6 separate regions of the Homo sapiens genome follow, and all the other regions are linked to region 4. A link is a contact called in ENCODE Hi-C or POLR2A ChIA-PET data. All regions are on one chromosome and are shown on one strand. The core of a region is the stretch at or near the end of the contact, and the rest is flanking DNA. Distances in the headings are between cores, read along the strand shown.

Evidence for each region. A loop is a pair of places that touch in the nucleus more often than their neighbours do. ChIA-PET counts read pairs that join two places held with the same protein, here RNA polymerase II (POLR2A). Pooled maps may share reads with other maps.
Region 1: a map with no recorded cell type shows a loop between it and region 4 (13-fold over the local background). The contact joins the promoter of POLR3E here to the promoter of RBBP6 in region 4. A Hi-C loop is called at or near these places in 1 of 37 single-sample maps with no recorded cell type and 8 of 50 pooled maps. POLR2A ChIA-PET finds 5 or more read pairs at or near these places in 1 of 52 experiments (T-cell).
Region 2: a map of gastrocnemius medialis shows a loop between it and region 4 (12-fold over the local background). The contact joins the promoter of EEF2K here to the promoter of RBBP6 in region 4. A Hi-C loop is called at or near these places in 4 of 168 maps with a recorded cell type or tissue (B cell, chondrocyte, endothelial cell of umbilical vein and 1 more), 2 of 37 single-sample maps with no recorded cell type and 16 of 50 pooled maps.
Region 3: a loop to region 4 is called in a pooled map, with 4 times the contacts of the local background. The contact joins the promoter of IL4R here to the promoter of RBBP6 in region 4. A Hi-C loop is called at or near these places in 1 of 168 maps with a recorded cell type or tissue (sigmoid colon) and 5 of 50 pooled maps. POLR2A ChIA-PET finds 5 or more read pairs at or near these places in 1 of 52 experiments (activated CD4-positive, alpha-beta T cell).
Region 5: a loop to region 4 is called in a map of naive thymus-derived CD4-positive, alpha-beta T cell, with 10 times the contacts of the local background. The contact joins the promoter of UQCRC2 here to the promoter of RBBP6 in region 4. A Hi-C loop is called at or near these places in 1 of 168 maps with a recorded cell type or tissue (naive thymus-derived CD4-positive, alpha-beta T cell), 1 of 37 single-sample maps with no recorded cell type and 13 of 50 pooled maps.
Region 6: a loop to region 4 is called in a map of mammary epithelial cell, with 18 times the contacts of the local background. The contact joins the promoter of KDM8 here to the promoter of RBBP6 in region 4. A Hi-C loop is called at or near these places in 3 of 168 maps with a recorded cell type or tissue (ascending aorta, mammary epithelial cell and naive thymus-derived CD4-positive, alpha-beta T cell) and 8 of 50 pooled maps.

What each region holds. Positions count from the first base shown.
Region 1 is chr16:22,294,842-22,299,371 of GRCh38, reverse strand. POLR3E (RNA polymerase III subunit E) reads right to left here and starts at 1,963. Exons shown (of 21, transcript NM_018119.4): 1 at 1,835-1,963. TRL-AAG2-4 (tRNA-Leu (anticodon AAG) 2-4) reads right to left here and starts at 2,232; the gene lies at 2,151-2,232. RefSeq lists silencers at 743-882, 1,893-2,342 and enhancers at 1,093-1,232, 1,675-2,219.
Region 2 is chr16:22,203,400-22,207,803 of GRCh38, reverse strand. It overlaps EEF2K (eukaryotic elongation factor 2 kinase), which reads right to left and starts at 1,526. Exons shown (of 18, transcript NM_013302.5): 1 at 1,125-1,526. RefSeq lists silencers at 1,026-1,295, 1,456-1,755.
Region 3 is chr16:27,310,834-27,315,501 of GRCh38, reverse strand. IL4R (interleukin 4 receptor) reads right to left here and starts at 1,528. Exons shown (of 11, transcript NM_000418.4): 1 at 1,482-1,528. RefSeq lists silencers at 788-837, 1,278-1,487, 1,508-1,807 and enhancers at 1,585-2,315, 3,138-4,337.
Region 4 is chr16:24,538,260-24,542,546 of GRCh38, reverse strand. RBBP6 (RB binding protein 6, ubiquitin ligase) reads right to left here and starts at 2,981. Exons shown (of 18, transcript NM_006910.5): 1 at 1,755-2,981. The coding sequence starts at 1,920. RefSeq lists enhancers at 1,331-2,323, 2,324-3,318 and silencers at 2,535-2,714, 2,985-3,034.
Region 5 is chr16:21,951,687-21,955,851 of GRCh38, reverse strand. UQCRC2 (ubiquinol-cytochrome c reductase core protein 2) reads right to left here and starts at 2,491. Exons shown (of 14, transcript NM_003366.4): 1 at 2,396-2,491. The coding sequence starts at 2,428. RefSeq lists enhancers at 2,149-2,198, 2,209-2,378, 1,893-2,610, 2,699-3,158.
Region 6 is chr16:27,201,982-27,206,254 of GRCh38, reverse strand. KDM8 (lysine demethylase 8) reads right to left here and starts at 2,729. Exons shown (of 8, transcript NM_024773.3): 1 at 2,619-2,729. RefSeq lists an enhancer at 2,525-2,684.

The DNA.
Region 1 (4,530 bases), core at 714-3,213, 2.2 Mb after region 4:
CCACTGTCACATAAAATAAAACCCAAACTCCTTTCCATGAGCCACCTAAGGCCCTACATAATCTTGTCTCTGTCTTCCCCTCACCATCCAGGCTGGTAGCCACTTGCTGGGCCTCCAACAAGGCAAGCCCCAGTCCACCCCAGGTCCTTTGCACATCATCTATTCTCCCACAGGGATTTCCAAGGTTGCTCCTTTTTATTAAATATCATCACCGCCTGCAGGAGAGGATAGGTTCCCTGACCACCCTATTTTAAAAGCCTCCCCCAGCCTCCTCCCAGGCCCTACCACATCTCTGTTTTCTTTCCTTGGTGGGTCTCATCTTAATCTGGAACTACCTGGTCTATTTGCTCAGGTGTTGTTTGTCTTCTGCAATAGAACGTAAGCTCCATGAAGGCTTCTCAGTGCTTCAGTTTCCTCAACTATGAAATGCAGACAATCATACTTTACTTCATCAAAGCTGTTATGGGGAGCATTACTTTAAAAAAAAAATCCAGTGCTGGTTCTCTCAATACCTAGAACAGTGCCTGGCACGAAGTTGACACTCAATATAGTACAAAGAATACTTTATATTTAATCTTCTCATTAGCCCTATCAATAGAGATTTATCATCTTCAATTTGGAAATGACGAGACTGAGGTTCAGATATAAGCAACTCATCCAAGGTGGAATGAGGACAGAAACTTGGGTCTCGCTATGTCAAAGATCCTTATTCTTATTCTTAACCACTATACTGCACGGTTTTCTGATAAACGGCAGTATGGTTAAGTGGGTAAGAGCTTGGACCCGAGAACAAAACTGTGCAGGTTCAAATCCCACCACAGCTGCTTGGCATCTGTGACCCACCTGAGTTGTCTGGGTTTGGTATTCCTCCCTATTTTCATCCCTAAAGTAGGGAAACTAAGTACCGACCTCCAGACCCCTGCGGGGAAGGAGTAAGGACAGGACGCTAATAAACGTAACCTCTGGGAAGGTTTGTTATTACTTGACAACATGTTTTCTGCCAACGTAAGCGGGTAATGACGCTAAGCCACAAGTCAAACGCTGCAAGCAGGAGCGTCACCCGGTTTCTACTGAGCCGTCACCACAACCCTATGAGGTAGGAATTTCTATTATCTCTATTTCACAGATGAGGAAACTGTGGAGATCGCTAAGATCTCTTCTTTCCGCCTCCAAGCCCAAGGAATTCTAAAGCTAACCCAAAGGAACGACCTTGTTTGTTTACTGACACCTCCTCGGACCGAATGGTCAGGGCTGTATCCGGAACACAGAGTTGGCTCGGTAAACACTGAATGGTTGCCTGAATAAATGAATGAGGAATCCCTGGCCTCGCCGGGCAGAGGCTAATCCGGTTCAGCTGCGAAGTGGGGGCTCCGGCAGGCGCAGGTGCCCTCCCTGCCCATCGGGGCGGGCCGCCGATCCCGAGCCTCGCTGTCCAATGGGTTTCTGCTCCCTCGCGGGTGGTCAGGCCCCCCTTCTCACGCCCACCACGCAGTCCCTGCCGCGAGCCGCCACTACACCCGACGCGCGGACAGGTGTTTCTTCCGTAGGAGGCCTCCCAGGCCCGGATAGGGCAGGTCGGCTGGACCCTGAGTCACCGCCGCCAGCGTCGGCCGCGGCCTCCCCAACTCCCAGGTGTCAGGTCAAGGAAGTCAGAGTCCGGGGTCGGCCTGGAGCCGGCTGCCCCTCCTCCCCGCCCGAGTCCCGAGAGGCCTCCAGCTGCTAGGCACAGCGCGGCGCGGGCCTCCTTGGCCTACTCGGGAATCTAGCCCAGGCCCACGTCGTGAGTGCGGTCCGGCTCAAGCCCCAGCTCGGGCACTGCCAAGACGGGACTCACCTCTCCGCGGGGGCCGAGCGCGGACGGCGGCAACGGCCCAGTTACCCGCGGGCTGCAGAGACGGCGGCGGCCCGGCTCTCCTCTCAGGCGGCGGCCATGTTGCTGGTGGAGAAACTCCGGCGGACACGTGGGGGGGAGCGGGCCGGCCCCAGCGTTTCCTCTTACCCACAATGCCCCGCCCCGGTGCACGCGGCTCCGCCCCCTCCGCCGCGCCATTCATGCAGGCCGTGAGCCCCGCCCTGCAGCAGGGGGCGCTGATGGCACGCGCAAAACTGAGCCAGGAGTGTATGCAGCGGGGACAAAAAGACAGCAACCCTGGCAGCGGTGGGATTCGAACCCACGCCCCCGAAGAGACTGGAGCCTTAATCCAGCGCCTTAGACCGCTCGGCCACGCTACCCAGCTGCAATATGTTTATGCCAGAAAGCTACTTAATGCTTTTGCTTTTGCATTTAATCTGGACATTGCGAGGCGTTTTCGCTGAGGTTTTTTTTTTGCTTAACGTGTGTTCAAGGTGATCCCTATAGAATTATTTTAAAAAGCCGTGTTTTGGAAAATAAACACTTGCTCCAGTCTTTAGACCCAGGTTGGTTCCGAATAGGTATTAGAGCAAAACGCATTTTTAGAAACTTTACTCTGAGTTGGATGGTTAACCCGGAGACCCCTGGTTAACCCACAGGTAATCCATACGACCCGGATTGGGTGTCTCCGGGAGAAGAAATTGATCTGATCAGAAACATGCACCAGGGGATCTGACGGCCAAACCCTGGAGCTGGTCTGGGCAGTTGTCTCTGAAAAATTATGTTTAAATTTTTACTTACACAAATAACACGCGAATTATTGCAAAATATTTAAACTTTGCAGATAAGGTACAAATGCTCTTTGACCTTGACTCGCATCCTAGGCCCCTCCGCCGAGGTAACTAACCATTATTATCTGTTTAATATGAACTATGGTTTGAATGTGTCCCCCAAATTTCATGTGTTGGAAATTTAATCCCCAATGTGGCAGTATTGTGTGGTGGGCCCTTTAAGAGGTGATTAGATCATGAGGGTGGAGCCCTTATGAATGGATTAATCTCTTCATGGATTCATGGATTAATGGGTTAATGGATTAATGGGTTATCTTGGGAGGGGGACTGATGGCTTTATAAGAAGAGGGAGAGAGACCTTAGCTAGCAAGGGAGCAGCTCAGCACCCCCTCCATATGATGGCTTGTACTGCCTGGGAACTCTGCAGGTGTCCCCCACCAGCAAGAAGGCCCTCACCAGATGCACACTCTTGACCTTGGACTTCTCAGACTCCATAACTGTAAGAAATAACTTCCTTTTCTTTACAAATTACCCAGTTTCAGGTATTCTGTTATAAGCAACAGAAAATGGACTAAAACACTATATATCTTTCTAGATCTTTTGCTGTGAATTTATATGTTTATATCTATATGGATATATATAGATATAGCCATAGAAGATAGCTTTGTTTTTATTGTGTATGGATTTGAACACAAATATTGTCACATTATTCATATAGATCTGCAATTGGCTGTTATTTTTCACCAGACTGTATTTTAAAATACCTATCCGTGTGGATATGCAAAGATATTAAAAACAAAAATGCACAAAAATTACAAAGAAAAAAATTATCATCCATAGTGCCACCACCTGGCATTAAATTAATGACTTAGTATTGTGGCATTTTTTTCCTTTTCTTTTTTCTTTTCTTTTTTTTTTTTTTTTTTTTTTTTTTTTTTGATGTGGAGTCTCGCTCTTGCTGTCTAGGCTGGAGTGCAGTGGTGCGATCTCCGCTCACTGCAATCTCTGCCTCCTGGGTTCAAGCGTCTCTACTAAAAATACAAAAATTAGCCTGGCGTGGTGGCACATGCCTGTAATCCCAGCTACTCGGGAGGCTGAGGCGGGAGAGTTGCTTGAACCCGGGAGGCGGAGGTTGCAGCGAGCCGAGATCCCACCACTGCACTCTAGCCTGGGCGACAGTGAGAAACTCGGTCTCAAATAAATAAATAAATAAATAAATAAATAAATAAATAAATAAATAAAAAATAGATCACACTATTACAAATAGAAATTATTAGACCATTGCAAATAGAAATAAGTCCCCCTCCCATTCTCCCCTGTCTATAACTGTCATGAATTTGATGTGTATCTTTCCAATAATTTCTTACATTTTTACTATAAAATTTATGAATAATATCTAAAATGGTTATCTGTATGTTTTTCACTTATATAAATGTTAGCACATTGTACTGATATCCTAAAACTTGCTTTTCTCATTTCAACAGTATTATTATTATTATTATTTTAAGAGAGTGTTGCTCTGTCACCCAGGCTAGAGTACAGTGGTGCAATCATAGCTTACTGTAGCCTAGACCTCCCGGGCTCAAGCCATCCTCCCACCTCAGCTTCCCAAGTAGCCAAGATTACAGGCATGAGAGACTGTGCCAGGCCCAACATTATGTTTTTGAGGTCTGTTATGATGCCTATAGATCTAATTCATTCATTCCATGCCATGTACAACTTTTAAGTTGTTACTAAATTTTTGTCATTACACACAATATGGCAGGAAGTATCCTTGCACATGGCTCCTTGTCTTACGTATGGACATTTCTCTAGGGTATACACTAGAAATGAAATTGCTGGTCTATATTTATACTTTCCCTAGTATTATATAATAATAATATTAAT
Region 2 (4,404 bases), core at 277-2,776, 2.3 Mb after region 4:
TTTACTCCATCTCGCTTTTTAGAATCTGTTTATGTGACTGGCTTCCTCTTAGGGAGCTTCTGTGGGCCTGGGGATCACTCTGACCCTCGGTTTCCTCCTCGCTAAAAACATTAGGATAGACTACGTGACTCAATTCGCTGTGACTTCACAGCCTGTCCAGGGCCCTCAACCACAGGGCTCTTGGCCATCAGATGTCTCCCGGGGCCATAGACTATGACACTGTGTGCCAGGCACTGTTCCAAGCACCTGACATATACATACTCATCTACTCTTTCCAAGGATACTAAGTGGTAGATACTAATACTGTACCCATTTTACCGATGAGAAAACCGAGGGCCAGAGAGCATAAATGAGCTAGAATTCCAACCCAGGACTCCAGCCCTAGTGTTTCCTGCTTTCCTGGCTGAAGAAGCACCCACCACCGAGGTCCCAGAGGTCGGGCTCCCTGGGACCGTCCCCCTGGGCAGATCTCACTTCCCCATGCGGCCCATCTGTCACACTCAGGGCGCAGCTGGGCTGGTTCCCCGAAATCCCCCAGGCGCGCGCAAAAGGATCTAGGCCGGGGCTTACCCGGGAGGCCCCCACCCCCGCGCGGCCACCGGCTTATTAATGCCCAGCCCCTTGGCACACATGTCAGCAGCGCCTGCCAACAAACTCCCGCAGCCAACAATGCAGCAAGGGCGCGTCTATACAGTCCTGGAGGTTCCGGGAATTCGGGCTGACGCAGGCCTCTAGTTCAGGGGAAAGGTGGGGGATGCGGCTCTGAGCCCTGCAGGGGACAGGAAGGCAGCGATGCGCCCACACTCTAGGGGCCCCGAGGGGGGAGGCCCCCAAACTCTCTGTCACTTGCAGCCAGATCACCGCCCATTGCTTGCCAATTGCTTTCCATATCCACATCGCCTTTAATCCGCACAACTTCCCCATTTCTCCAAAGCAAGCACTTAGCCCCAGAGAGTTTAACAACCAGAGGAGAAGCGCCCCCACACTCTCCTTCCATGCCTTCTCCGGCCCCATTCCCAAGCCCAGACCCAGCACGCTCCAGACGCCAGCTGCACCCGGGCGCACAGGCCTGCAGCGCGGGCTCCCAGCCCCCCACAGCCTTGCCGGCCGCGGTCCACACCTACCTCCCTCGGGCAGACAGGCGCGGCAGCCGCTGCCCACGGCCGCGAGGGTCCAGAGGAGTTGGCAGAGGCTCGCGGCCCGGAGCTCCAGGGTGCAGGGCGGGCGGGCCCCCCGAGAGTGCCGGGGAGCGGAGAGCGGGGAGCGCTAGCTGGCGCTCCGGGCAAGCAGCTGGGGCCACGCGGGGTAGATGGACCGATCCCAGGGCGCGCGGGGCAGTCGGAGTGATCCCAGGAAGGGCGCAGGGGCCGTTGGGACGATCCCGGGATGTGGGAGCGCGTGCCAGGGGGGACTCGCGTGCAGGCGACAGCGAGCGGGACTCGGGTGGCTGCAGGGCCGGGAGTGCGGGCGCTCGATCCAGGAAGGAGGGGAGCTGAGGCTGAAGCTGGGGCTGGTCTAGGTTGAGCAGAAGCGGGCGGGCAGGGGCGGGGCTGGCCTGGCGGGCGCACGGCGTGGCGCTCACGTGGCCGCCCCCAGGTGGCCATCACAGCGCCTGCAGCCGCCTAGCGGGCCTCCTGGCTCCGGCGCTGGCTCCCAGCCCCAGGTGCAATGGTTAGCGCTAAGTCTTGGCTCCCCCTGCTGAGTACACAGTGTCCGGTTCTCCTGCTCAAGGCTGGCCTAGCATCCGGCAGCGAGGGGGCAATTCGAGGGAGTGACCAACTTCCGTCCTCTCCCGCCGCGCCTCGCCATTCTCGCCTGCTTCTCGCTTAGTTCCTGTATTCCTGTCCTTTCCAAAATCATTAGTGATCCAAGCCCATCGCTTGTTTGTATGTATCTCTATCCATAACCTTAAAATATTTTTTATCGGAAATACTTTGTTTTTCCTGATTTCTGCTTTGTAAAAACAGGCACGTATGACGATTGCAATTATTTGTGTAGTTTTAAAATTAGTATCTCCTTTAGTTATTCCTAACTCTTGACACAGGGCCTGGGTGGCACACAGTAGATGCTTAATAAATACCTGTGGCATGAGTGGTAGAGTGGCTAAGGTATAAAAAAGAAAACGAATTAAAACTAATAGCTACTGTGAACACTTTAATATTAGGTCCTTCCAGATACTTTGTTAGTGAAATTTTAGAAATTTCACACATTCTAGATAGAAAAGTAGTAACAATGACATGTTTTGAGGGATTTCTCTCATTCCATCTTCCCAGCACTTTGGGAGGCCGAGGCCGGCAGATCACCTGAGGTCAGGAGTTCGAGACCAGCCTGGCCAAAACGGTAAAACCCTGTCTTTAGTAAAAATACAAAAAAGCAGCCGGGCGCGCCTGTAGTCCCAGCTACTCTGGAGGCTGAGGCACGAGAATCGCTTGAACCCTGGAGGCAGAGGTTGCAGTGAGCCGAGATCGCGCCACTACACTCCAGCCTGGGTGAAGGAATGAGACTCCGTCGCAAAAAAACAAAAACAAAAAAATAAAAAAGAAAAAAGAACAAAACTGAGGCTTATAGAGATAATGACATGCCCCAGGTGAGGCAGCTAGAAAAGGCAGAGCCAGCAGTAAATCCAGACTTCTCTGATTTCAAAGTTCAGGCTCTCCAAAGAACTTTTTTCCTTATTTATAAACCCCAAAGAGAGTAAACTCCAGCTTTTGGCAAGACAAAATTGCACCTGGAATTCTGACCCTGGGGCCGTCAGGCAGGAAGGGAAGATCAAAGATGCTGAACTAGTCTGTCCAAGCCCAAAGCAAGATTGGAAAAAAAAAAAAGACGCTACTGCTTAAAGCTCTATGGCCCTTGGGCAAGTTATTTTACTTCTCTGAGCCTCTGTCATTTTTGTCTGCCCAGCAGGAGTGTCCTTCTTTGCATTAGCGTCTTGGTTAGTCTTCAGGGAACCAGTTCACCCTATTTCAGTTCAGGAAAATAGCCCTCCCCACTCCCCTGGCTCCAAAAATGGACACATGACCAGACCTGGCCAATTAGCATATTTCATCCCTTCAGCCTCATTGATTGGTTCAGGGATGAGCATGTGATCCAAGTTAGGCCAGTGAAATACTAATCTGGGCCTTTTATAGTAACCATAAAAAGAGAATGTCTCTTTTCCAGGGAGTTGAGCAGATAGGATGTAATAGTAGAGTTTCTGAGCATTAATTCTTATGGCAAATTTTATTAAGCTCCTATTGTGTGCCAAATATGGTGCTAGGAATTGGGGGAAACATTTGCCTTCAAGGAGATGTCTACTGCGGTAAAATAAAATTACTCAAGGCCGGGCAAGGTGGCTCACACATGTAATGTCAGAGCTTTGGGAGGCCAAGGCAGGAGGATCAATGGGGCCAGGAGTTCAAAACCATCCTGGGCAACATAGCAAGACCCCTGTCTCTAAAATAAAACATTAAAAAAAAAAAAAACCCAGGTATGGTGGTGTGTGCCTGTAGTCTCAGATACTCAGGAGGCTGAGGCAGGAGGATCCCTTGGGCCCAGCAGTTTGAAACTGCAGTGAGCTATGATCATGCAGTGCACTTCAGCCTGGGCAACAGAGTGAGACCCTGTCTGTAAAAATTAAATAAATAAATGAAAAAGGCCAGGCTCAGTGGCTCATGCCTGTGATCACAATACTTTGGGAGGCAGGCAGATTGCTGGAGCTCAGGAATTTGAGACCAGCCTGGGCAACATAGCGAAACCTCATCTTTATAAAAAAATACAAAAATTAGCCAGATGTGGTGGCTTGCATCTATGGTCCCAGCTACTCAGGAGGCTGAGGTGGGAAGAACACTTGGACCTGGGAGGCAGAGTTTGCAGTGAGCCAAGATCCCGCCACTACACTCTAGCCTGAGGGACAGAGTAAGACCTTCTCTCAAAATACAATAACAAAAACAAACCACAAACAAAAAAGAAAGTGAAAAGACAATCAGAGAATGGGGAAAAAATATTTGCAAATCATATCTGATAAGGGATTTGCAGCTAGAATATATAAAGAATTGTTACAACTCAATAATAAAAGATAAATACTCCAATTTAAACATGGGCCAAAGATTGGAATAGACATTTCTCCAAAGAAGATATACAAATGGCCAATAAGGACATGAAAAGGTGCTCAACGTCATTAGCCACTAAGAAAATGCAAGGCCAGGCATGGTGGCTCATGCCTGTAATCCTAGCACTTTGGGAGGCCAAGGTGGGATGATGGTGTGAGCCCAAGAGCTCCAGATCAGCAAAGGCAACATAACAAGACCCTCATCTCTACAAAAAAACAAAATAGAAAAATTAGCCAGGCTCGGTGATGTGTGCCTGTAGTCCCAGCTACTCGACAGGCTGAGGTGGGAGGATAGCTTGAGCCCAGGAGTTGGA
Region 3 (4,668 bases), core at 279-2,778, 2.8 Mb before region 4:
CTCTGGCTTGTGGTCCTGCAGCCGCTGGTGCATCCGCACCCTCCCAGCCCTCACGTCTGTCTTCCTGCAGAGGGGGTGCTCCTTGAGGCAAGCACCAGTGCCCAGAACACCACCCAGGGCCTCGCAGGAGCTGAATGAGTGCTAGTGAGTGAATGAGTGGCTTAGCAGGTCACCTCCCATTCATGGGCTGGGCTAGCCGAGTTCTAAGAAACCCCTGCAGGACCCTGGAATGCCCTAATGTGCAGGACACCCTGGCCAAACCTACACCTGAGCCTGTTTCCCCATTGGACTTTGGGATTTTGATAAAGGCACTGAGGTCCCAGCAAATGCCTTGGGCTCCTCATAGGCTACTGGGGGCAGGGAAGTGCAGTGGGTCATGCCTCCCAGAGGGCTGGGGAAGGGGAGAGACTAGAACTGGAGCAGGGTTAGCGCTGGCCTGGGGGCATTCCTTGAACCCCAGAAGCAGACAAACTAGTGGTCCCCTATCTTGCTTAAGTCTAAGAAATCCAGATTTTGTTTAAAAAAAAAATCAGGGCTCAGTGGCTCACACCTGTCATCCCAGCATTTTGGGAGGCCGAGGTGGGAGGATCACTTGAGGCCAGCCTGGACAACATAGTGAGACACCATCTTTATAAAATAAATTTTTAAAAATAAAATAAAGATCAGATTCCTGGGTTTACTGAATCTGAATCTCAGGGCAAGGACCTGGGAATCTGCATTTTAAGCAAATCTCCCGGAGATTCTGGTTATTGTGGGGGCTCCTCAAACGTGATTGAGAGATGGAGAGCAGCTGGCTCTGGCGTGGGATTGCCTGGGCTCTAGTCCTGCTGCCCCACGGACTCCCAAGTGGGCGGCACCTTAGGGCAAGTTACTAAAGCGGCTGGGGTCTTGGTGACCTCATCTGTACAATGTCCATGACGCACAGCACCGGCCACAGAGAAGTTAGTGGGAGGTTTCACTTGGCATCCTTTCAGTAAAACAAGTCCCAGTCAATGATCGCGATTATTGGGTCCATCTGATATTCGGAGGCGGAGACCGCCCCGATTCACTGACCTACTACTCAAATTTACAGTTCTCAGAACTTTCCCCACCCTTTCTCTCTCCGAAGTCCTCACTGACTTCCTGAGCGCAGGGCTGGGCGCCACTGCCCGGAGAAGAGGGGCTGCGTGGCCTCCGACAGCCTAACCCCAAGCCCCCCACCCCCGCAGGCCGTCCCGGCGGAGGTCTCACTGCCAGCACCGGCTTTGGGGAGCGCTGGGTGTCCACGTACCCCGGGCCTCGCGCCTCCGCTGCCGTTCGGCGGCAAGGACGGAACCGGGCGCTGCTCCGCGCGCACCGAGAGTCGCGGGCTCGGGCCCCGCTCGGAGTCGGGGTGGTCCCCGTGGTCCCCGCCGGCGGCCGAGCCCTTCCCGAACGCCCTCAGCCGGCGTGCCCGGGCGATACCTTCGCAACCCGATCCGCGCGCGGGCCCCGGATCCTACCTGCGCGCCCCTGCTCCATTCGCCGTCCGGGCGCCCAAGCGGGAAGTGGGGGACCCCTGGGTGGCCCTTCCCTGGCCCGCGCCGCGCGGGGCTTTCCTGGGCGCGGAGACCCAGCCCGCCCCGGCTTCCTGCTCCCCGCCCCGGCGCCCGGCAGATTTGCATGCGCCGCCCCGCCCGGCGCGCCCGGCCCGGGTCCCGGCCACCTCGCGCCCCTGTCGCTGTCCCCGCCGCCGCCGCCGGACAGTCCGAGCCGCCGTCCTCTCCTGGGGGCGACCCCAGCACCTCGCTGGGTGTCTTGCCGCGCGCTTCCTCCCACGCCGTAGCCCGAGGTCACGCCCAGCGGAGAACTCTGCAGTGGATCCCCTTGGTCTCGGAATAAAACGCCCACGCCGACCAGGCCTCCAGGACCTGCTCCTGCCTGGCCTCCGCGGCCTCTTTTGCGCCGGGGCAGTTGCGTTTGGTGGGGGAGGGCTGGGCGACTGGAATCCTCCTCCCCTTCCTAACAGCCCGGCTTCCAAGTGAGAGTGGTTGCACATTCTTCAATAAATGTTTACCCAACTCCTACTCCAGCCACATTTGGATAGTAAAACAGCCCTTCAATCAGTAACTAGTACAATCTGTCGGGCACTGCAAATGTTAACTCGTTCAATCCTGGCAACTACCCTATAAGGGAGTGATACTATCACCGGTTTTACAAATCAGGAAACTGAGGCACAGAGTCCTTAAGAAATTCAAAATGGGTTGGGCAAAGTGGCTCATGCCTGTAATCCCAGCACTTTGGGAAGCTGAGGCGGGAGGATCACTTGAACCCCATAGTTCGAGACCAGCCTGGGCAACCCTGTTAGCGAGACCCCTATCTACAAAAATTGACATTTATAAAATTTTAAAAAAGAAAAGAAAGAAACTCAGAATCACTCTGCAGGTAAGCAGGAGCAGGGGTGGAGCTGGGATTCGAACACAGGCCCCATAGACCATTAACGTCTGGACACCATAAGAACCCGGATGCAGCCAGATGACTGGGGGGAAAACACTCAACAAAGTATTTCAGGTCAGGAGGGCCCAAGAAGAAAGTAGGGACCTCTTAGACCAGTGGGGCAGGTGGTCTGGAAGAGGCTTTTTGAGTAGAGGCCATTTGAGCTGAGACTCTGAAGAGCCTATGGGGGAAGACTTGTGTAGGGAGAGGGAAGAGCTAGTGCAAAGGCCCTGTGGGAACCAGCTCAGCCTGCAGGAGGAATTGCTGAAGGCCGGCATGGCTGTGGAGCCCTGAGTGAGGAAAGAGCGGAGACAGGGGAGGTGGGAGATATTTGGACTCACACTGGGCAGTGCTGAGAACCCAGAGAGTAATTTGACCCCCTGCTGCCCTCAAGGAGCTCTCAGTTTGAGGGTGGAAGCCAAGGACTGCCCAATGGGATCAAGTGCTGTGGTGGAGGGTGAGGGTTGGCTTCCCAGGGCAGGGGCCACTGCACGTCAATCATTCTTTTTTTTTTTTTGAAGATGGGGTCTCATTCCATTGCCTAGGCTGGAGTGCAGTGGGTGATCTCAGCTCACTGCAACCTCCACTTCCTGAGTTCAAGCAATTCTCCTGCCTCAGCCTCCTGAGTAGCTGGAATTACAAGCGTGCACCACCACGTCCGGCTCATTTTTGTATTTTTAGTAGACATGAGGTTTCACTATGTTGGCCAGGCTGGTATCAAACTCCTGACCTCAGGTGATCTGCCTGCCTCTGCCTCCCGAAGTGCTGGGATTACAGGTGTGAGCCACCACGCCTGGCCCATATGTCAATCATTCTTTCATGTACTTGGTCTGTCTTGGTCCTACTGTGTGTCTAACCTTGTGACAAGCGCTGATGACGCAGACCTGAAGACATGAAACAGACACAATCCCTGCCCTCTGAGACCTTACAACCAAGTGAGCAAGACAGCCACCAACCCACCCCCGGAAGTGACAGTAAAGATAAGTCAGTTCCCTGGGGTCAGGGATGGCTTCCTGGAGGAGGTGACCTCTGACCAGTGCCTGAATCAATGCAGAAAAACATGCAGGTGGAAGGGACAGCATGAGCAAATACCTGGAGGTGGCGTGGGAGTGTGGAAAAACTCCCATCCTTCGGCATCTGTTTGTGGATGCCTCCATATGCCAAGTCGTGAGCTGGGGGCTAGGGAGAGCAAGAAATAGATCCAGCCCCTGCTTCCTAGCCCTGAGGACCTGGTTGGGGCACTGACAAGTGAGCAGACGTAAGCAATTGAAGTGAACAGATGTAAGCAATTGAGTGTAATAAACCCCGTACTGGGGGCAGCCCAGGCAGACGCTAAGAGGACTAGGGAGAGAAGGCCACAGGAAGGGCTTTCCTGGAAGCTTGGGTTTCAGGAGGAATAGGAATCCTCTGGATTAGGTGTGACTTCCACTCCCGTCCACACTCATACTCCCTCACACTCATTACTCACACATCCGCACACCCACACGGTTGATGCTTCATCCCAGGCAGTTCAGCCCTGCAAGCTGCCTTTGTCCTGTCTGTGTTTCTGAGTTTGTGCCCCATGTCATCGGGAGACGACAGCAAAAGTCTACCTTTGAAGTCCTTTGGGAATGTATGGCTTGGGCTATATCCCCTCCTGGACTCCCAAACTGGGCTCCCATCCTGTTTTCCCAGTCAAGTCATCCTTCGTCGGTTTCCTCGCTTGCCTCTAGACTGCCGGCATTGGCATACCAACTCTGCTACGTATTGACTATGTGACTTTGGGCAAAGTAGATCATCCTCCCTGTGCTTCAGTTTCCCCATCTGTAAAATGGGGATAATAATAGACCCACCTCATAGGGCTATGAAATGGTGAAATGGCAAGGTACGTATCGCAGTGCCTAGAATAGTGCCTGGCGTGGATTAGGCATTCAAAATGTCAATTGCTGTTCTTATCAGGATGAAAATGAGAAAGAAGCAAAGTCGAAGCCTGTTGCCTTGGTCTGTTGCTTGGTTGTGAAATGGAGATGAACGTGGCATTGAGAAGACAGGCAAAGAAAGCACAGCTGTGGTCAGAGGCTAAGACATTCAGGAAATCTGGGGGAAGAGACTTCGGGAATTCTTTGTACTCTTCTCCCAACTTTCCCGCCAGTCTGAAATTATGTCAAATTACAAAGTTAAAGAAAACAGGGCATTGTTCTCGGGTGCAAGAGAGATAATAAATGTCTTCTTGCA
Region 4 (4,287 bases), core at 1,732-4,231:
GCGGAGGTTGCAGTGAGCTAAGATGGTGCCACTGCACTCCAGCCTGGGTGACAGAGTGAGACTCTGTTTCAGGGGAAAAAAAAAAAAAAAGCTGCATTCAATTGTTGGGTCGAAAAGATGGATAACGCCTAGCCCTAATGATTCGATTGTGTAATACTCCAGTAAAATATGAAACCTGAATATATGACGATTAAAATTGCCTTAATATCCTTTAATTCCATTCATATTGTCTCTCCTCTCATTCATAAATACTCAATATGTCAAGATGGCCCAAACTTCTTATAAACCCATCTGTTCTGTGAAATGTGACTGTTGTAGTTAAGGGATGCTTGTGAGGCACTTAAATAAAGCTATTTCTCAACTGTTCATGACCACCACCAGTTTTTCCTCTCCTTAGGCAGAGGATTACACATAGCTCCAATTATCAAAGGGTATGACACTTGTTTTTAAAAGGTGGGGAAGCAGACAGTATTTTCACATAATATCATTTGAGCAAATAAATTCTTCCTTAATATTTTTGAGTCATGATATGCCAGCACTGCTGTTCCTTAACCTAATACAATTATACTTAGGTCTGCATTGTAAATGGAAAACTGGTCTTCTACATGACAAGATTTACTCTACCTAAACTACAGGCTGGAGGTGGGGGACCTCCCATTTCAACTAAAAGAATCCATGTCACACCTTAAGTGTGATAAAAATTTAGTGACTAAAAAAATACCCTAACCTAATTGTAACTTCACTTCTTCTCATTCCATCAGTAACTTTTAGAACACCGAACTGCTAAAAAATACACATCAGCATTACTGATCTGAGAAAAAGAAACCAAAACAAGTTCAGAGTCAGGAAAGACTGCTTGTCACATTTATCTACTGTTAAGTTCCCAATATTATCAAAATACTTTTGAAAAGGAGAAAGAATCTAACGATTCTTATCAGTGGCTTATTTGTACTCTATGGTAGCAGCCTATTTTTCAGTACCTTAGTATCAACAGTCACGTAAAATCTAGCAACTACTACTTTAAAAAAAATCAGTACTTTTGATCTTCACCGAATTGATAAAGCTTAAGAGTAATGTGATGAACTAACAGTTTAACTACTTAATTGCCGTATTACTAATTCTGGAATTGACACACAAGACAAGAGCGGTGACATCAGAACATTTCAAGATCCAAAAACAATTCCAATACTGATTAAATCCTCAAAAATATTAAAGTTCAGATCCCTTATCCACAACACAGGCAAGCAACTCCAAATAAATAAATGCGAGGAGGGAGGAAGGCAGGACATAAAATTTGCCATCAAACTCCACAATGTTGTTAGGTTAGAAAATTGTTTTTTTGGTTTTTTTTTTGTTTTTTTTTTTGCTGATTGAACAAACAAGCTTTGCACAGGCTCTCCTGCCCTCCTGATGGAAAATAAGTTAGAAAACGCCCTAAGACAAGCACTCAAAGAGTCTAGATAGCTATCCCCCTCTCCTCCCTCCCTCATTTTAAAAAACAGCGAGAAGAATAATCAGGCTTCCACGTTTTGGGTTAGCCTGTTACAGATGACCCAAGTATGCAGAAATAAAATAAACCAGTGAAACTCCAAGGCCAACTGCTGCAAACCTTGGCTATCAATGAAAGTTGTATCCAAAGTACTAGAACGAACAGTCCCCACTAGAGACATAATGGCGGTTAGCTTCCTGCCAGGCACCTTCTAGCTAGTATCTCTCTCCAGCCACCAAATATCTTAAGACCAAGCGGCCCTTACCTTCTTTCGTCTGCGCATTGGTGATCTGCAGGTCGCAGTCGGCAGCTTTCAGCTTCTCTCTCCCCATAATCTGCTTCTTTAAGTCGCAGAGGGAGATGTGGAGCCCATCAAAGGTGACGGTATCATAGTTGAGTTTAGAGGAAAATTTATAATGCACACAGGACATGGTGCCAAGGGATTCCTAAGGTTCAGCGAGGAGACGTGGACACTCTCAATATACGTATATTTATAAACTTTAAGAGCAAAATATGTACACACAAAACACTCAAAGACACCGAAGGACCCTAAGGCCTCAGATTAAATACCCCCCAACCACAAGCAGGGGTTCGTCAGAACAATAATCCAGAGACCCCCCGATACTCAGAATCACTTCATGGGGGAGGAGGAGGACGAGGACGGGGAAGAGGGGAAATCGAGAATCCGCCAACGGGCACAATGTCACCCGGCTGGGTCCCCCTCGCTCATGCTAAGGGGCCGGCAGAGACGGGGGGATTGGCGGTGCAGTCAGTAGCGGTCAGTCCACACGTTAAGAGTCCGAGCGACCCCACGGGGTCAGGGGTCCATAGCGCGGCCGCACCTCCCGGCGGGTCTCTCTCTCCGTGGATTGGGGTGACCCAGGCCCCGGGAGAAGGTTGAGGGGAGAGGGCCTAGGCCCGGAGTCCACGAGCGGCCTCACGCCTCCTCCTGGCTTCCGGACGACCGGCGTCAGCTTCCCCAGGCCCAGGCCCAGGCCCCCACCGCACACAAACCCCTGGCGCCTGCTCCCCGGAGGCCACGAGCGGCCCCACGGCCTAGGCCGAAAACGCGCGGTCGGCGGAGGAGAGGCCTTCCCGCAGGCCGCCCCCGGCTCCGCCTCCCCCCGCCGCCGCCGCCGCCTCGGACACAAAGCCGGCGCTAGGCCTCGGCGAGGCCTCGGAGCACTTCCTCACCACCCCGGGCCCCAGCCGGCGGCCGGGTGGCTTCGGCGGACCCCGGGGACACCGCCGAGGCTCCCTGACGCTTCTTCTCGCCGGATCCTCCGCGCTTCGCTCGCCTTTCGTTTCCGTCGCCTTGAGGCCCGGAACCGCGAGAACACGCCCGCAAGCTGCTGGGCAGCGGCTAGGGCTTCTCCGGCTCCCTTTTTGTGTTGGCCCCCTGCCGCTCGGGGGCTCTCACCGAGCGGCGGCGACACCTCCAAGCCAGGTACTATGGCGGACGCGGCCTGGCTTCGGACGAGCGCCCCACTGCGGGGTCTCTTAAGCAGGGATTGCACGGGCGGCGCGCGCGAGGCGGGGCTGGCGTGCGCGGATAGGCGGGCCGAGAGGCGGGGCGGCTGACGTCACAAAGCGCACGGCCCGCCCACGTGACCCCGCGCTTTGTGACTCCAAAGCGCGGAAACTGAAAGAGCAGGGACAACGGGAAGAACCATCTGCTTCAAAAGGGAGGGGGGTTGCGCGTCAGGAGGACCGGCTCACAGGGAGGCTCGGTGGGGAGAGCTCGCCTTGCAGGGGCTGCGTGCAGTTTCCACTGCAAAGTGGCTTGCCTAGGGGTGGCCGGCTAACTCCCCCTTCCCCACAGGCCCCGTCAGCTCCTCTAAGCCTCCCAATTTAAGTGAGCATTATGGTTGCTACGCAGAAAACTATGGTTGCTATGCAAGCGCTCCCTAGCTGCTGCTTCCAATAAACTGGCTACCCTATACTCTTGACAAGTGGAAATCGTGGAGCAGCCGCTGCCAAGAACTGATAACAGCCACCAGCACCATACAGATTTATTGAGCTCTTACTATGTGCTAGGCACAGGGCTGATCGCATAACAACATTGCCAGGCTCAGCAGCCACGTTGTCTGGGTTGGATCCCTGGCTGTGGGGGCTCTAGATTTAACCCCTCTGTGCCTGGGTCTCCTTGGCTGTAAAATGCCATTAAAAATAGTACTTGGTTTACTTGGATTAAATAAATGCACATAAATCCATAGTCTAAGACCATGCCGGTGCATTGACGTGGCTCAATGCACCGAAATATTAATAGCTGTAGCTCAATAAATGTCAATTTAACAACAAAAACCCTACGTGGTCAACATGACATTATTTCCGATTTATAGATGATGGAACTGAAGCTAGCAATCATGTACTTTCTGAATTTGCAGAAGGGGATGCCTGCTCAGTGGCAGGGTCCCGATTCCATTCCTAAGCGCAAATGCCAGGAACAGTGACAAGAACCCCCTCAGTAGATTGGAATTTTTTTTTTCCTTTGGGCATGGGGACGTTATTACATTCAGAAAAAATCATAATATAATAAAATTACATTCATAAACGATAGTTATTATCGTTTACAATCCATGTTCCTCATCCTCTCTGAATTTTACAGGCTAGGCTCAGTGAATTTAGGCAACTGAGAATAAGATCCTATAGCCGAGAAGTAGCAGAGTTTCCCAGGGACTTCCTGCAAGCACACTCCAAATTCTTACTGAACTTGATTTAAAATTAATCACCATCCTGCCAGAAAAGCCTTCCTAAGGCCATCTTTTTAAAATAAGATGGCGATCTTTCTCTATCCC
Region 5 (4,165 bases), core at 1,242-3,741, 2.6 Mb after region 4:
CTCCGTCTCAAGAAAAAAAAAAGAAAAAGACAAAGTATATACCAACTTCCTCCAAGCCCTCAATATTTTCCATTGTATCTTCACTCTTGTGTGCTGTATTAAGACCACACAACCAAAGGTCTTAGTTTTTTTGACTAAATAAAACATTTATGACATGTATGTCATCCTGAGATTAATAATGGCTTCATCCACATCAGATTCTCAATATATAAAATGCAGTTACTGGTAGGGTGAAAGGGTCCCATTAAATATTAGATAATGGACCCAAAATGCATTCATTTTATTCAGTTTGTTTTGGCAAATGTTATACAATGCCATACAAATCATTCTGATTATGACTAAAGTTCATGAGGTTATTAGAGGAGATGATGAGTGAATAAAATTTGGTGCTCCCAAGACCCAATGAACACCTCCTCACTGGAGTTTCCCGGACATCCCTGCACAGTCTGCAATGCCTCCACTCTGTGCTGTCCAGAAGGCTGTTTGTTGTACATCATTAGTGCTGTACTAGGTTGGCTGCTGGTTATCACTTGCTTTTAGTACTGCTTTTCAGTTATGAATTACAATTAGCTTTACTTTATCGTCATCAATTTAGTTTGCTGGGTATGGTATAGTTAACCTTCTTTGTAATTTTGGCCTATAATTTTCCAAAAAGTAAACTTTTAAGATATATGGGCATAGCAATTCAAATATGAATAATCTATAATTCCGTTACCAAGTGAGATTTTAGGTGTTTTCCAACCAAATGTGCCCAAATAGTAACTCTTTGTTGGTAATTTTTTTTTTTTTTTTTTTTTGAGACGGAGTCTCGCTCTGTCGTCTAGGCTGGAGTGCAGCGGTGCGATCTCGGCTCACTGCAACCTCCGCCTCCTGGGTTCAAGAGATTCTCCTGCCTCAGCCTCCTGAGTAGCTGGGATTAGAGGCGCCCACCACCACCACGCCCGGCTATTTTTTTTTTTTTTGTATTTTTAGTAGAGACGGGGTTTCACCATGATGGCCAGACTGGTTTCGAACTCCTCATCTCAAGTGATCCGCCTGCCTCTGACTCCCAAAGTGCTAGGATTACAGGTGTGAGCCATCGCGCTCCGCCGGTAATGTGCTTCTTAATCGTCCCATTCAAATCAGCAAATTATCCTAGTAACTGTCATGCAATCTTCTAAATTATTTTGTTCTAATAACAAGATATATCTAAGTTTATTCTCCTATATAAAGTGCTAAAATTAGACACATAAATAATTGCTTTCAAGTTTACTGCAATTTGTTTACTTTGGGCCTCTCCAACTGTTTTCTCTGAGCTTTTTCTGTTGCAAAATAGAATGGAGAAGGAAATGTTGGGGTCTTTTGCCAATCTAACCGTGCTTCCCTCCAAGGGTAATCACTGGTGTGTCTAGGTATACCTGGAAGGTTAATGCAATTACAGCCTAAATCGATATAGCCCACAGCACATTTATGTAAACATAAAGCATAAGAACATTCCATGCCCAGGTCTGGTCTTCTGCATCTCCATCTAGGGGGGTTTCTCAACACAGGTACTACTACTGGCACTTGGGGCTAGATAATTCTTTGCTGTAAGGCGAAGTTTAGCAGCATCCCTGGCCTCTCCATGCCAATAGCACCCTCCTTACAAGTTGTTGCAACTAAATATGTCTCCAAACATCGCCACCGGTTCCCTGGGGGCATTCTGTCCCTCGCTATGATTTTTTAAGTGTTCCCCCTTACCCCTCTTAATAACCACTGTCCCACAGTGATATAACCCTGATGTGTGAGTTTTCCCCAAGTGACAGCTATGTTTAATTTAGGCTTGAAGGGGAAACTTAATTAAGGAGCTTTTGAGGACAAACAGAGACGTCTTGGAGGAACCGTCTAACATACGATCAAGAAAAGCAACGTTAGACTACTAAGACACCATAGTATTTAACAATGAAGTTCCAGGTACTGTAATAAGTGTTCTATCTGCATTAGCTCCTTTCTTATACTTTTATTCGCTGGGGAAACTGACGCTCCGTGATAAACCAAGGAGCAGAGGCTGCAGCGGATAAAGTGAAGGTGGGGGGCTAAGTGCGCCGTCCTCCCGCTCCCCCTGGGTTTCACGGTCTCTTTCTCCAGCACTTGAGTACCGGAGTGACCTTCAGAAGTCTCTCCAAGGACTCGCTTCAACTCCGCTCTCACGTCCTGCCCCTCTCTTCAGGTTTCCCGGTGTTAGGTCTCTTGTGCTCACAGCATGAGCTGGGCCTCCAAAGCCTGACCCAGTCTGCAGCCCACTTGGCCCGCAGGGTTCAGCTGAAGGGCAGACCGAATCCCAAGGCCCAGACCCCAGACCAGACACCTCCGCCTCGTATCACCTTGTCGACACACTGCTCCCCAGCCCTTTCCCAAACCCGCCACCTGAGCTCACCGAGAAAGAGCCGGCTCTGGTTAGTAGCTTCATGATTCAAGATTGTTCTGACACACGGTCACTGCCGGATTAAAGGAAAGCAAGATGGTGGCGGAGGCCGGGAGTTTCCCAGCGTTCCCCGCTAACACTTTCCCACGTCCCCTTCGTGAGGTACTCTCTATACTGCCGCGCTCTACTGCTCTCTTTATAAGGTTGGACCAGTCCAATTCCTCCAAGACTCAGAATAGGGAGACGCACAATTTCCCAAGTAAATATATGCAGAGAATAATGTACGTCACTGCTTTTTGCGTTCTTCTCCTAGCCTGAATATCCAGTATGCACCCCTTTTCTAAGTACGTCTGCAGCAGCCTGTCACAACTCCCCCCGCTATCTTGGGCTCTTCCGCTCAGCATTGTCCAATGGGACGCGCCTCTCTTGGGACTCCGCATGCGCCCTCCGGGATGACACCTGCACTGGAGGCCCTGGGTTTCCGCGTTCCTGGACGTTGGAGGCTTCAGGAGATTCCTGCCACTCCACCTTTCTGCAGAGGTATTGGGTATCGAAGCCCGGCGTAGTTGCCTCTCGCTGGGTGAAGTCCTTACTGGATCTTTAGCTCCGTGAAACAGGGGCCTCGTTCAACGTATTCGCCGCTGTGTCCCCCAGAGCAGGCCCGGGACACACCGGGAGGGTCAGCAACCTCGGGGAATCATCACAAGGCTTTTGGTCTCGTGGAATTTACGTCCTAGGCTGGGGCTACATAGAATATAAAAACTTAGCTATAGTTTTTGTGTTAGGAAAATAGAAATGTTTTGGATAGTAGGTGTGTTATGTGAGCCGAAACCGGCAGTTGGAGAAAGTCAGTCACGTGACGACTTGGGGCGGGGGCGTTCACTCCGGTCCTCAGCGAGTGTTAACCCAGAAAGTGCCTTGAGCTAGGCACTATGCCAACGCGAGAGGCGTGGTCCCTGCCCTTTAGGGACTTTAGAGTTTCGTACCTTGCTACGTTGCTTGGTTGGGAAACCGACAGTATCAGCATCAATATCATTTAGGAGTTGATTAGAAATGTATGAACTCCAGGTCCCATATTGGATCCGAATCGGTGTTTTTACAAGATCCTGGGATGACTTCGTATGCACAATAGTTTCAGAAAGGCTGGTGGTGTAGACGTTACAAGGCATAGGCAAATGTACTTTCTTTTTGCCTTGTGTCTGAATTGCTCCAGGCCTACAACGGACTTGGGCTCTCTAATTAAGATCTGGGCATTAAGAACCTGGCACCAACCCAATTTCTGTGCCTGCTGGGGACGCCCTCAACCCAATTCATACCACACAGTTTCCCCACATGTGGTAGATTTAACACTAGTGGTGCGTGAGATGATTTTAAGTTGGTACATAGATGAACACTTCCATTTTTTCCTTTTAAAAATTTGTATAAATTTAAGGGGCGCAAGTACAGTTATGTTATATGGATATATTGCAGTAATGGTGAAGTCTGGGCTTTTAGTGTACCCATCACCCGAATAATGTACATGGTACCCATTAAGTACTTTCTCATCGTTCACCTCTCTCCCACCCCTCCACCTTTCGGAGTCTCCATTGTCTGTCATTCCACACTCTATGTCCATGTGTACACCTTATTTAGCACTGTTCCATTTTAATAATATATTTATTTTGATTATGGCAAGCAATGCTAGTAGTGAATTTCCTCTTTAAGTACATTTATAAAATAATAAAAGTTGGTGTAAAAACGTTAAGTAACTTGATGATACGGAGATACAGCAAAAATCATGAA
Region 6 (4,273 bases), core at 1,480-3,979, 2.7 Mb before region 4:
CTTACATTAAACAAACAGGCTTCCAAAGGAGGGAGTCAAGAATAAGATGTGTGACTTGCCAGTTCCCTGCAAGAAGAAAAAAGATGTGTGAAGCAGTCTTTGAGAGTGGTGCCACAGACTGGCCTTCGAGAGCTCTACATAAAAGGGTTTATTGGGAGTTGTACAGATAGCCTTCTAGTGGCCAGGTATAGGTGGGTCATCCAAACCAAGATGCTATTAATATTTATGTCTGCATCAGTAAAAAACTGGTGTTATTCTAGGCAAACTGACACCTACCGTAACCCAAATGTGGGCCATATCAAAAAGCCTGAGTGGCCTCGTATCTTCACTTTACAAATCAGTCTCCCAGAGCTCAACAGGTATTGGCCTTCAAAGACCTCTTGTTGATCACAGAAGGTTTTTTTATTTTTATTTTTTTTGAGACAGAGTCTTTCTGTCACTCAGGCTGGAGTGCAATGGTGCGATCCCGCCTCACTGCAACCTCTGCCTCTCAAGTTCAAGCAATTCTCCTGCCTCTGCCTTCTGAGTAGCTGGGATTACAGGTGCCCGCCACTGTGCCTGGCTAGTTTTTCTATTTTTAGTAGAGACGGGGTTTCACTCTGTTGCCCAGGCTGGTTTTGAACTCCTGACCTCAGGGTGATCTGCTTGGCTTCCCAAAGTGCTCAGATTACAGGTGTGAGCCGCCACGCCCGGCCCAGAGAAGGCTTTATTTATTTTTGTGGGGAGGGGGGCGGTCAGGTATAGAAACAGCTTGAGTGGGCTTATGTCCTGGCTTTGTGAACTGGCCTCATAACCTGGAACAGCTTTCAGGGGGAGATCAAGTGTGGGTTGCATAAAACAGCTTTTGAGTGGACTTGATTCAGCCCCTAAATGCTCCTTACATAAAGTCTTGTCTGCTGGTGTATGAAATGATCTTGCAAAGAAGGTCAGAATATAGGCTGTTATGTGCTAACCTCTGAGTGGTTTTTCTCCTGGATTTATAAATAAGACTAAAATGAATCTTATAAAAGCCTTCTTGTTGGTCGTACTAAACAAAAAGGAGCCAAGTATAACCTGTATAAAACAGCCGGAATAGACTCAGGCCTGGACTTTATAAATTCACCATCCAGGCAGAATTCACTATGCAAACTGGCAAAGTAGGTCCCTGGTAGGTTATGGGATATATCCCTCTTGGAAGCCACTGCCCTGTCATCCTAGGATTCTCTCAAATTATTTTTATTATTTTTTTTGAGACGGAGTCTCGCTCTGTCACCCAGGCTGGAGTGCACTGGCCCAATCTTGGCTCACTGCAACCTCCGCTTCCCAGGTTCAAGCAATTCTCCTGCCTCAGCCGCCCAAGCAGCTGTGATTACAGATGTGCACCACCACACTCAGCTAATTTTTTATTTTTAGTAGAGACGGGGTTGCGCCATGTTGGTCAGGCTGGTCTTGTGAACTCCTGACCTGAAGTGATCGGCCTGTCTCGGCCTCCCAAAGGGCTGGGATTACAGGTGTGAGGCACCGCGCCCAGCCTTAAATTATTTTTAAACATCAACTCCTCTAAAGCACCTCCCTGAGTATTCTTTAAGGTGGCTGGGTGGAATGGCCTCTCCGAGAGCCTCACTGTGATTTGCAGAGGGTCTCAGGGTGGGCACTCTGCAAGCACCATGCTGGTCATGAGAAAGCCTCCCAAAAGGGGCTTCCAGGACAGATCAGCCTACACCTAGCTTTCTGGGAACAGGCGGTCCAGTTCTCTAATCTCCTCAATGTTATTATGGCAGTATTCCACAAAAATTGTGCAAAAACAAGAGCTTCGTAAAACTTCCCAGGAAAGTTTGGAACATTTTCCAGAAAGCTTTAATTCATGGCACAGGGATCCCTTTGGCTCTCTAAGGGGCACACAGTCTTGTGTTTGGGTCGTCCGTGTGGCCCCAACGCCTGCGCACCTCCTGTCCCCGGGCTTGCTCCCGAGTCCTCCTGAGCACGGCGATTCCTACCGTTGCCGGGAAACGCACCGATGCCCATCGTTAAGTCCTACCGAGCTACAAGCACCTTTCCTTAGGGCAGTCACACACCCAGGCCCCAGAGGGTCCCCCGTACCCCGCACTGGCCTTGAGCCCCGAGGCCTCAGACCCCCTTCCCTCCTCAGCGCCTTCCCCGGGGCTGCATTTCTCGCGGCTCATATTTGGGACCTGACGGCGGAATCGTTTCCAGCCTGCCTTGCGGCCCAGGGGCAGCGGCTGGTTGCCTAAAAGCAGCGGACACACATATAGCAGAGTATAAAACCCGCGCAGGCGCACTAGGCCTACACCAACGCGACGCCAAGAACCGCTAAAGCGCACAGCAGCCCGCCGTAAGGGCCTGCCCTCACGCATGCGCAAAACCACTGCCAAGAGACGAGCATACGCACGCGCGGAACCTTTCCCTTTATCCTCCCGCAGGGCAGGCCGGCGACGAGCTAAATTGCATTCTCAGAGCGCATGCGGCAACTCGAGCCACCCTCGGGGTTTTCCAAGGCGCACGCGCGAGGCCGGGCTTGGCTGCTTCACATGACGCCTGCGCGGTCTATGCCTCTGAACCCGGCCTCTCCACTTCTGAGGAACTGGAGCTGACTCCGCTCTCGAGTTGCTCAGACTAACCTCTCTTCAGCTGGGACGGTGTCGAGTCGCCTTTGGGCTGGCGAAGACTCGTTGCGTTTGGTCCGACCACTCGGCTGTGTCCCCTGAGGAGCCAGAGGCTAGCATAGGAGTATCGATCGCTCACCGCTCGTCTGATCACGACGCAGTGCCTGGAGGAGCGCCGAGTGATCGATGCCGTGGCCCCGCCCCACTGCTGTTTAAAAGGCCGGGGGATGGAGAAGACAGAAAGGCTTGGCTGTATCCTCTGGGTCCTTCCACGCTAGTGATACCGCTTTTTCCTCTGCACAGATAACAACTTCGTACAAGGCTGTTTGCATCCACCATTTAATCTCTGCAGCTAGGATTATTAGTTCTCCCTATTTTACAGAGAGCGAAACTGAGGCTCAGTGATTAAAGTGGCCACATACTTGTACTTTTGGAAAGTCAGATCCACAATTACCCACGAGCAAGTGCTGCATCCACAGTCTGTTCGAGTGAGAAGGCAAGTGGCCAGGGGACACACTCCTGCCACCTTTGCTTTGATGCCGAGTGGTGCGTGGTCACTGGGACTTTTGTGTTTTGAGCACACACTCCTGTGGACTCCAAGTATGCACGCCTTTTGCAGCATTGCACAGAGGCATGGAAAGTTATGTTCGTACTGAGCTTGGGGTCTGAGTAGGAAACAGGCTTGCTCAGGATCAGTTCATAGATTAGTGGATTCTAGGTACGGTGCTAAAATACTTTAAAAATATGAGGATCGTAGCTATTGTAATGATCATGCTCATCCCCATTTTAGGGAGTGTATTAGTCCGCTTTCATGCTGCTGATAAAGACATACCCGAGACTGGGCAATTTACAAACAAAAAGGTTTAATGGATTCACAGTTCCACATGGCTGGGGAGGCCTCAAAATCATGGTGGAAGGTGAAAGGCACGTTTTACATGGTGGAAGACGAGATAATGAGAACCAAGTGAAAAGGGAAACCGCTTATAAAACCATCAGATCTCATGAGTCATATTCACTACCAGGAGAACAGTATGAGGGGAACCTCCCCTATCATTCAGTTATCTCCTACTGGGCCCTTCCGCAACACGGAATTATGGGAGCTACAATTCAAGATGAGATTTGGGTGGGGACACAGCCAAACCATATCAGGGAGGGAGCAAGTAAAGCACAGAAAGATCTCCTAACCCACCAGGCTCACTGGGATGCTGGTGTTTGAACTCAGCAGCCACAGGTTTAGAATCCTCATGGTTATGTGCTACACTAAGTTTCCACCCTTGAGTAGTGACAATGTTGAATTTTCCCTGAGTCTTGTGTCCCCGGAAAAAAGTAAAAAGGAATTGCTCTCACCCTTTTGTGTTGTGGAAAAAAGTTTACTGCAAAGAATCACCCCCCACCCCCACAAGAGAATTTAGATAAGACTCCAAGACACCACCCCCATTGTTTACCTGTGAGAGCAGGTAAACAGGACACAGACCCTCCAATTCTCATTCATTGTCTTATAAGTGATTACCTGAACTGCTTGTCCCACTAATCAATCCTTATAAAACGCTGGTCAACCACTTTGGTTAAGATTCTTTCCTTCCTCCAGGCCCCTGAACTTTGGCTCACCCTGGGCCTGGGCCAGCAGACAGCCCCTCCTCAGAATAGGCTGGCCTCAGGTTGATATATTC